2 separate regions of the Homo sapiens genome follow, and region 1 is linked to region 2. A link is a loop called in an ENCODE intact Hi-C map of the cell type or tissue named here. Cell type or tissue: endothelial cell of umbilical vein. All regions are shown on one strand. Region 1 holds the start of IQCJ-SCHIP1-AS1 (IQCJ-SCHIP1 readthrough antisense RNA 1). Region 2 overlaps IQCJ-SCHIP1 (IQCJ-SCHIP1 readthrough).

Region 1 (5,000 bases), 120 kb before region 2:
GAGAGGAAAGGCGGGCAGGAGGGAAGCCTCAGGCTGGTGCTGGCTCCCGCCCCCAGGCCTCCTTGGGGGACGCACCTCTGACCCAGCGGGCGCAGGGTGCGGGGCACTGAGCCGGGGCATTTGGGGCGGGTGGCGGGAGGCTGGAGCAGGCTTGGCCCAGCAGCTCACTCTCTACCTCCTCCCCCTAGGATTACCGAGAGGATGGGATGGATCTAGGCAGTGACGCCGGCAGCAGCAGCAGCAGCAGCCGCGCCAGTTCACAGTCCAACTCCACCAAAGTGACCCCTTGCTCCGAGTGCAAATCTTCATCGTCGCCGGGGGGCAGCCTGGACTTGGTGTCTGCCCTGGAGGACTATGAGGAGCCCTTCCCGGTCTACCAGAAGAAGGTGATTGATGAGTGGGCGCCGGAGGAGGACGGGGAGGAGGAGGAAGAGGAGGACGAGCGCGACCAGCGAGGGTACCGGGATGACCGCTCTCCGGCCCGGGAACCGGGGGACGTAAGCGCCAGGACCCGCAGCGGCGGCGGCGGGGGCAGGAGCGCCACCACCGCCATGCCGCCCCCGGTGCCCAACGGCAACCTCCACCAGCACGACCCCCAGGACCTCAGGCACAATGGCAACGTGGTGGTGGCTGGCCGGCCGAGCTGTTCCCGGGGCCCCCGCCGGGCGATCCAAAAGCCCCAGCCGGCTGGGGGCCGGCGCAGTGGCCGCGGCCCGGCGGCTGGGGGGCTCTGCCTTCAGCCCCCAGACGGCGGGACGTGCGTCCCCGAAGAGCCCCCGGTGCCACCTATGGATTGGGAGGCGCTGGAGAAGCATCTGGCCGGGCTGCAGTTCCGGGAGCAGGAGGTACGGAACCAGGGCCAGGCGAGGACCAACTCCACCTCCGTAAGTTGGCCGGGGTGCGTGCCCACGCGCGCACACACGCGTACACACCCCGCGCACAGCCCGCACGCCCCCTCCCTGCGCTCCCGCCCGCCCGCGGCCCCATTCATTCTTCCTCGAGGGTGGGGGCCAGGCCAGAGAGCCTGCCGTCTGCTCCCCTGGGGATAAGGTTGCTCGGTCTGTGAGCTGTCTGGGTTTGCAGGATGGGCGGAGAGGAAGGAGGAGCAGCCAGAGGGCAGCGGAAAGTCGGGTTAGTGGAACCGGCGACTCATTTTAATGGAATTACTTATGGAGACCAGGTTGTGAGTCACTTGCCTGAAAATAAATCCGGGGAGATTCTGGCACCAAAAGTCAGTGCCTGCGGGGGATATTTCAAATCGTAATAGTTGTGGCTTTGTCAATCGTGGTGGCTCTCCTCTCGTTGCCACTAATGTCTCATCCATATATAGGCTTGTTCCTATGCACACGCACACATTCGCCTGCCCACACCACCGGTCTGGCAGCGGGGTTCGTTCCGTCTTGTGTTAAGCAGATGCTCCTGTATTTGAATGGGTTGATTTTCCTCCTCTAAGACTTTCTTCCTTTATGAAACCCGAGTTATTGTTGACCTGGGGGAACGGGGTAAATGGACCTGTCAGGATAAGGGAGGGGTTCTTCCCTCGGTCGCCTGACTCACTCCCTCTGCTGTGAATCCCTCCTTGTTTTGATAACGGAGCCACTTACAGTTTCTTCCCGGAGGCTACTGCCTCAATTCAGGAAAGCCAGACAGGGAGGGGTGCTGGAGTGGAAAAGAGGGAGGGAGGAGAGGAGGGCTGCATCTATAATAAGAAGCACTGGCAGGTTCACACTTGTCTCAACATCTTTTTTGCCCCTGAGAGAAGAGCAGATAAATGACTTAAAAGAAAACCATCATGAAGGTAGCTCCCCTGTTTAGCACTGCTTTGAGATAAAGCAACAGTTGTAATTTGAAATCATTAATGATGACCCTAATTAGGGCTGAAGGGCGTAGTTGAAAGGAGCTGCTTTCTGTGTGTGGCAGCTGTGTGGCAGGTGGGAAAATGCTTGCCTTGCGGGTGTAATTTTTGCGACACCAGGACCCCGGGGCTCCTGAAAATTGGGTGCATGCACTTCTGACTTCAGGGGTGAGGATGGTAACTGTGTTTCACAGAGAAATTGCCATGGTTCTATCAGAGAGCGCCCTTGGCTGACAGAGCCTGCTGGTTAGTTTCCCTTGGGAAACTACTTAATAAATTAGCATACTCATTTTAATTCCAGCTGTTTAGGAGTTTACCATGGCCATTAACAGACGTGGAATCTTTCCATTACAGTCAATACTATCTCTTATACCTTGCAATAGAAAATATCCTTTTCCCACTTTGTGCTTGAGAAAAATACCTCATTAATACCTGGGCTTGAACAATGAGTGGGAAATAAGCAGGAGGTTAGTTTGCTATTGCGTGACATTTATACATTCCAGGAAAATTTAGTACTTGGGTATACATGCAAAGTTAGGGTTTGATGGTGACAATGAGCTCCATTATTCAAAAGTTGTGGAACAAATTGTTTTTGAGCACCCATGTATGTGCTGTGTGCCAGGGATGGTTCTGAGTGCTGTAGTTACACATCAGTCCACATGGGGCTGAAATTCTGGTGAGGGAAGGGTAGGGATACAGACTGCCTTCCCTCCAGGAACTTAAAATTTGATGGCTTACCTAGCACCACCTCATACCCCCACCCCCAACGCATCTTCTGGTTATTGTGAAGACTATGAATCTTTCCTTCTTGGGCAGTCTTTGAAACCAATGGTGTATCCTCACCTAGTGAACAGTTTGCATATTTGCATATTTGGGTTTCTTTCCTTCACTTCCAGCTTTCCTGGAAATGCCCCTTCTGGTCATTTCCTCTACAAGTTACACAGAGAAATTTAGATTTCATTGTGTCAAAGCAAGGATGTATACAGAAAAAAGGGAGAAGGAGGTAGCATTTGAGGTTAATGGTGGATTTTTTCATGTTTTGGTTTGTGTTTGAACAAAATTACTAGTCAGTGTTGGTTTAGAATACTGTTTTTCAAACAGTAAGTTTCCCATGAAATCACCTTAGCATTTAAAAAAATGAAATAAAATAGAATGTATGATAGTGTATTGCAGGGAGTCATAGTAAAGTTGGTAATTTTTAAAACTTTAGTTTTATATGTATGGTGGGTTGCAACATAAAGTTTACTTCTCACTATGGGTCGCTGTTATAAAAGATTGAAAAGCACTGATTTAAATCCTGTTTAGTGCTGCCTGGAGTACGTAAGGGAATTTATGACCATGAGGACAGAAACCGGAGAAGAACAAAGGAGCCGTGTGGAAGAGAAGGCCTGCCTTGAAGGAACTGTTCAAATCCAATGATATTTTACTCCTCTTTAAAATGTCTTGTATGAATATATTTAAGTGGCATTAATACACACCACTAGGAATGGGGTATACAATGAAAAGGGGATAGCTTCTCTTCACCAAGTAAGCCTATTCCTACTTCAGGGCTTTTGCCCTTCTGTAACCTCTGCTTGGAAGCAAGTGTCTGGTTCCTTCTCATCATTCCAGACTCAGTTCAACTCTCACCAGCTCAGAGAAGCTGTCCCCCACCACCCTTCCTAAAGTAAAGTAACAGCACTGCACCCCAACTCCAGCACTCCTGGTGTATTGTTTTCTTAGTGCTTGTCACTATCTGACATTATCTTATTTAGTCCTCTATTTTTGGTCCCTCTGAAATGTAGGCGGGAGTTCTTGCCTGTTTTTTAACTCTATAACCTATTGCCTGGAACATGCCTGGGATGGAGTAGGTTCTCAAATATTGAATGAATGAATGAATGAATGTTTATGACAACAACACAACCCATACCTAATCCAACTCCCATTTTACAGTTGAGAAAATTGAAGCCCAGAGAGGTTAAGTGATTTGCCTCAGACCCAGTGAGAAACTTATGAACAGGGTTTTGTTCTTTCTTGTGACACCAGACTAGTTCCCCGCCCCCTTTTTTAATGCTTAAAATAATTTGAAATAAAAGGAAAGGAAGGAGCTCCCACCTCCCTGAAACTTAAAGGGTTTCCTATTGACAAGTCTCTTATTGCACTTCCTTAGAATTAAGGACATAAGTAAACTGGGAAATCATCAAAACCCCCTTACTTATGAGTCTTCTTTTGTAGACAGGGTTTTGTATTGTTTTGTTTCAATGACATACTATTGGGTTCTGCAGAGCAGGGTAGTGACAGAATCCATGTCTCCTCACTCCACATCCAGTGCTCTTTCCTTCCTCTTAGTTGTGGTGATGCACGCAGAAGGATGACTGAGGTCTCAAAAATGGGATGACAATCAGCTATCCCTAATTCAGATAAGATTGAGAGGCAAATTTAAAAATGCACAATGTTTAGGTGGGATTTAAAACCTAGCACTGACCTTCACTTTGCGATGGGTTTAGAAAACTAATCTCTCTCTTGGTATCTGTGGAGGATGATGAGCTTGGATGCTGTCAGGAACTATCTTTGGTGTCACAGCATGGAAGGGCCTGGGGAGTCCTGATGGAAACACTCTAGTGACTGGATCCTTGCTCCATCTCAGAGCTGGGGGCTCAAGACAGACCTCCAGCACCTGGTCCAGCCCTCCACTGTGATGTCATCACCTGGGACAGCCATATCCCCAGTAGTTCGCATTGTGCCTGGCACAAATAAATGCTTGAAACATGCAGAGAGGGTGAGGGGCTCTACCCAAAAACCAGAACTACTCCCAGAAGTGCCCCTTCCATGGGCAGCCCCTGCTCATCTGGTGTCAGTGTGCTTCTCACAGTCCTGCCCTGGGCTTGTATTCCGTCTTGTGCGTGAACACTCTTAATAAATTCAAGGGCCATAGATGGAGTAAAGAAAGGTTCTGGGGTTGGTGCCTTTGATGTCAGATTAGGAGTCCTGCTTGCAGAAGTTCATGTTTCTCTTAAATTCTTATCTTCTTGCCTACTCTAACTCTGGTGCACAGGACTGGACAGTTTTCCCTCTTATGAGAGCGGGCCACAAACAGTCGGCTTTCTCTCTTCTGCTTCTCCAGGACCTTAGTGCATCACTGTAGCCCTCTTGCTCCTGTTCAAAA
Region 2 (5,000 bases):
TGCTCCTGGCCAGTAGGCACTGTCACACTGAGGCCACTCCTGCTCACACTGAGATGTCCAGAAGACATACTTAGTCTTTATCTCTCCATGTTTCCGGGCATTCTCCGTCAAGGACACTTTCTTTCCAGACCCCTGGTGCTCCCTGCCAGTAGCTCCGGGCAGCAGCGTTGTTTTTAATTGCCTTGTGGTGTGTAAGGGAGAAGAGCTTTCTGGGATAACCAAGACAGACCTTTCAGAAATGAAATCGACAGGCAAGGCTGACTTCCAGCAGCCTTTGTACAGTGCTCTGCTAAATGCCACTTGAAACATCAAGTAACCTTGAATTGGATACCTTGAAATTATATCTCTAATTAACAAGATGAGGATCGTGTTCTGTTTTCACCTCAGACTGTGCTTGAGAGATCTAGGTAAATTAGGCACCCTGCAGCCTGAATTTTGCAAGACTGGTTATGAGGGCAGCCAGATGCACTGCAGTGTGAGGGACAGAGGCCCGGGGAACTGTGGTTTTCAGATGTGAGCCTCAAGAACAGCCATGTCTCCCAGGGTGGGCAGGGTCCTGGAACAGGGGTTATCTGTTCTTCCACCCTGGGCACAGAGGCCTTCAGCAGCACCAGGTGGCCCCACTCATCCATTCAGGCTGCTTGGGAGCTGTGGTTGAGTTTCACCGAGAGCTGACTTCATCTTAAAACCCGCTTAAAGGCTAAAAGCAAACAAATCCTTCTTGAAACCTGAGCTCGTTTTAAGATGTCTTTACTAAAATCCCCTCTGAACCATTAGCTGTTATGTCATATAATTTCCTTTTCCTGAGAGTAACATTCTTGGTGATTACCACTATAAGGAATTATGTCTCACCCTATAAGAAGCTCTCTTCAGTTTCCTATGGGGATAATGTGGTACTAAGGCGATTTTCTGAATTTCTACCTGCGGCGTTTTTTGATTTTACGCAGACTACTAAATCTCCCCCAACTTTTTTTTTTCTTTCCTTTCCTGAGTTAGACTATATGGGATGTTTAAGTCTGGGTTAATCCTTCAAAAAGAAGTCAGCGTGGCCGCAGAACAACAGAATTTATGATCAGACTTTCTTCTGAGTGAAAATACATATATCTGGACATTGTAAACTTTATTTTGCTTTGTGTTTTGTATTGCGGGTTATTTTACATTTTTATAATCTGTGTATCCAGTAGCCAGACCCTTCTTCTCAAGACTTTATTCAATAAATAGAAAATGCTACATAATCCTAGATTCAAATTAGGGTTTGTCTTTAAAATGTGTCTGTTTTTAATTTGCTAACAGCTTTTTTCCCACCATCTTCCAATCCATAGAACTTGAGTATTATTATTAAAAGGGGGTTGATTTTATTTTTTTAGACCGACAGACATTAAAATTTCTAAACCTGCATGGAATCAAAGGGTAACCTGAACATATTAGATTTCTCCAGGAAAAAAATATATATGTGTGTCTGTGTCTGTGTGTGTGTGTGTGTGTGTGTGTGTGTGTGTGTGTGTGTTTATGTATGTATGTATATCCAATGGATAAAAGTAAAAAGGTGGCAAATCCCAGCTCAGTAGAAGAACAAACTGCCTAATAGACCATGTGTTGTCTCAGAGAGTTGATTCTACATCAGGGATTATTGTGACAGGACAAGCAGTATTAGAGTAAGTGACTTTAGAGAGTCATTTCACCTCTAAAATTCTGTTCCTTTTGTTTAGACTTTCAGTAAATAGAGAATGGAGAGCAACTCACATGTACAGGTCACTTGCCCTGCACTAAGCTCTGAATGAACTATTTTAATCCTTCCTGCATAACACTGGGTTTGCTACTATTCAACCCATTTTATCGATGAGGAAAACTGAGGGTCATAGAGCTTTTGTAATGTGCCTGGAGAAAGAAGTAAGGATTCAGAACCTAAGTTCAGCTCACTCCAAGCATCTTCAGATGATCAGAGTGGGGTGTGTTGCTTTCTAACCCCTAGTTCTGGGCCTGGCTCCCCCTTGCCTGTGCCATGAGGGTAGGGAGCAAATAGAGCTGGGCAGATTGAGGGAATGGCTGCATTTTCTTACAGGGGTTGTAAGCTGGGATTTTCAGTAATTACAGAATTTAACAATAGGTGGCAGTGCATACCCATAACAATTATGGTTCCCGTGTTAAATCAGATTTTCTTTTTCTGGGTTCTGTGTTGTTTTCAATAAAAGAATCACTTTAAATGAGTGATCTGATCAATTTCTACAAAGCATTCCTACCATTGGAATTGAAAAGTCAAATCTCAGGTAAGTTGTTCTTGGCATTTCTTCCTATGGCAGTAATAATGCCAGAGAAATTCAGCATCCTCTGCCCTAAACCTGGCTTAGGTCAGCTTCCTTGGGATCTTTTCTTGCGTAGGAACCTCCTTTTGCCTTTTCTTTCCCTAAGCTTACACAGAGACTGGGGCTACTAGAGATGCTAGGAAAACTACTTCTTTAAAAATGCTTTATCACCAAACAGTATTGAAATGTGTTCAACTTCAAAAGAAGGTTAGAACAAAAAGTTGGCTGTGCAGCCTGGCCTGCGAGTGGCAGCTACACGGCCAGGTTACCCTTTGTGACTGTGCTTCCAAAAACATCAGCCCTGGAGCTTCAGGATTCACCACACATATAATGGCTTCCCAAAGGTCTCTGTCCCTGAGGTTCTGTGTGCAGGAGGTGGTCTGCAGAACCTTGCTGTGTTCTAAGGCTGCACCTTACTGCCTGGGTTTGGGGCTTCCTTACATTTTTTTAAGTGTGAACCTGTGGTGTTTTCCTTCCTTAATGATATAAATGAGCTCCCTTGGTTGGCTTTTGGCAACTGCCTTAAAGATTTCCTTCAGATGACCCTATTCTGTCTATTTGGGAGAAAAGGAGTCTTTCTTCAGAGAGCTGTGGCCTTGGGATGCTGGCTCCAGTGAGAGAGTCTTTGATTGTCCCCCTGGGACGGGTTCTCTAGATGACACCACGCAGCCTTATTTGCCCGAGGACCCCATTCATCTTGATTGACAGGACTGTAAACTCAAAGACTCAACACATTTTTATTGTGCACCAACTATCTGTTTGGTATTGTGCTGGGTGCTCTAACATGGGGCCTTAAATTATTTTTCACTTACCATGAAACTGGCGAGGAAAAAACTCACAGAACATTGGAAAATCCTCTACTAAGAGTTATTTATATGTGGAGAGTAATATTGGTTGCTCATTTCTCCATGTGAAGAACACATAAGACTACTTTCTGTTAGCAAAATCAGACAGTTCTATTGGCTGAAGCCAAATAACAAACAGCTAAGTAGAACTAGTGTCCTGTTTGTTTCTGCCCAGACTGCAGAGTGGGATGAACTTGCAGATATGCTTTGTCAACGACAGTGGCAGTGATAAGGACAGTGATGCTGATGACAGTAAGACTGAAACCAGCTTGGACACCCCCTTGTCTCCCATGGTGAGTCCAAACAGCACCAGCTGAAGCTCGGTGTTGTGATTTCCGGGCCATTTAGCTTCTTTTCTGTTGTAAGGTGAATCAGGAACAAACATTTCAGAGATTAAAGAAGAAAAGTTTCTTGGAATTGCATGCTCCTAAAATTTGACAATGATTAAAAAGTCAAAGTTGTAATAAAATAGAGATATATAAGCTTTCTTAAAGTTAATAACTATTTTCATATTAAACCATTAGAGAAATCACCAGCCTGGGCAACATGGCAAAACCCTGTCTCTATAAAAAAATACAAACATTAGCTGATCATGGTGCCTATAGTCCCAGCTACTCAGGAGGCTGAGGCGGGAGGATCAGCTGAGCCCAGGAGTTCAAGGCTGCAGTGAGCTATGATGACACCTCTGCACTCCAGCCGGGGCAACATAGTGAGACCCTGTCTCTAACGAGAGAGAGTGTATTAGTTCATTTTCATGTTGCCGATAAAGACATATCCAAGACTGGGCAATTTACAAAAGAAAGAGGTTTAATGGACTTACAGTTCCACATGGCTAATGAGGCCTTGCAATCATGGCGGAAGGCAAGGAGGAGCAAGTCACGTCTTACATTTTTAAAACCATCATATCTGGTGAGACTCATTCACTATCACAAGAACAGTACAGGAAAGACCCACCCCCATAATTCAATTACCTCCCACTGGGTTCCTGCCACGACACATGGGAATTGTGGGAGTTACAATTCAGGATGAGATTTGGGTGGGTACACAGCCAAACCATATCAGAGAGAGAGAGAGAAATTAGATATGCTCTAAAAATTATAAAGAGAAAATAAGCTAAATCCAGTTCTTCCCTATTGGGCTTAGAAATATTAGCTCATGTCTTTCCTTCCCATTACAGAAGTTGGCTGAATAATCATGGGTGCCTGTTGCTGGAATTCTTTCCTCTCTGTGAGGTCTGTCTATAGCCTTTTTTACCAAAGACCAACAAAGAGGAAACTGTTGTCGTTGAGTGCAGTGCGACATCAGAACATCACTGGATACATGAGATCCTGTCCACGCAAAGAACCTACGTAGGGCCTTGGCTTCGAGTCAATATTTTGTTATGTCTGTTCACTTCAGGAAAGTTTTGAGGCCAAGAATCAAAGACATATTTCAAGGTTGTTGTAAATATATTTCCCATTATTAACTATACTGCTCTCTCTGTTTATGCTAAAATCTATTTTAAACTAGACCCTTTTTCTGTTACTTGAGATTTATCAACTCAAGTAGCAAGTCACATTGAGGGAGGGAACTCTGAGCTGCTCTGAGAGAAGGCTCAGAGGATGTTGTAGCCCATCTCTAAGTGGATGCTAGCTGGCATGCATGGAAGGCTCAGGCTGCTCTTTTTCCCTTTGCAGAGCAAACAGAGTTCTTCCTATTCTGATAGAGACACTACTGAAGAGGAGTCTGAATCCTTGGATGACATGGACTTCCTTACAAGGCAAAAGAAATTGCAAGCTGAAGCCAAAATGGCCCTTGCCATGGCCAAACCAATGGCCAAAATGCAAGTAGAAGTGGAGAAACAGAACAGGAA

What was found. A loop is a pair of places that touch in the nucleus more often than their neighbours do. Peaks named below come from ENCODE experiments on the same cell type or tissue, not always from the same donor. Only the 100,000 strongest peaks of a DNase experiment are listed, where the experiment ranks them.
Region 1: it touches region 2 in a loop (5-fold over the local background); 9 of 110 quality-filtered maps call a loop at or near these places.

The regions. Positions count from the first base shown.
Region 1 is chr3:159,764,255-159,769,254 of GRCh38, forward strand. All of the region lies in intron 4 of IQCJ-SCHIP1 (IQCJ-SCHIP1 readthrough), which reads left to right. SCHIP1 (schwannomin interacting protein 1) reads left to right here. Exons shown (of 8, transcript NM_014575.4): 2 at 189-884. IQCJ-SCHIP1-AS1 (IQCJ-SCHIP1 readthrough antisense RNA 1) reads right to left here and starts at 4,358. Exons shown (of 3, transcript NR_121669.1): 1 at 4,320-4,358; 2 at 4,050-4,245; 3 at 1,128-1,489. RefSeq lists an enhancer at 1-415. In endothelial cell of umbilical vein, a CTCF peak has its summit at 2,517; DNase peaks (open chromatin) are centred at 1,137, 1,497 and 2,497; H3K4me3 peaks cover 2,168 bases; H3K27ac peaks cover 2,489 bases.
Region 2 is chr3:159,882,884-159,887,883 of GRCh38, forward strand. IQCJ-SCHIP1 (IQCJ-SCHIP1 readthrough) reads left to right here. Exons shown (of 10, transcript NM_001414413.1): 6 at 3,324-3,441; 7 at 4,825-5,000. It overlaps SCHIP1 (schwannomin interacting protein 1), which reads left to right. Exons shown (of 8, transcript NM_014575.4): 4 at 3,324-3,441; 5 at 4,825-5,000. Among named protein-coding and RNA genes, the nearest start is that of IL12A, 100 kb to the right of the region's middle. In endothelial cell of umbilical vein, a CTCF peak has its summit at 2,107 (motif pointing right); DNase peaks (open chromatin) are centred at 78, 668 and 2,098; H3K27ac peaks cover 2,058 bases.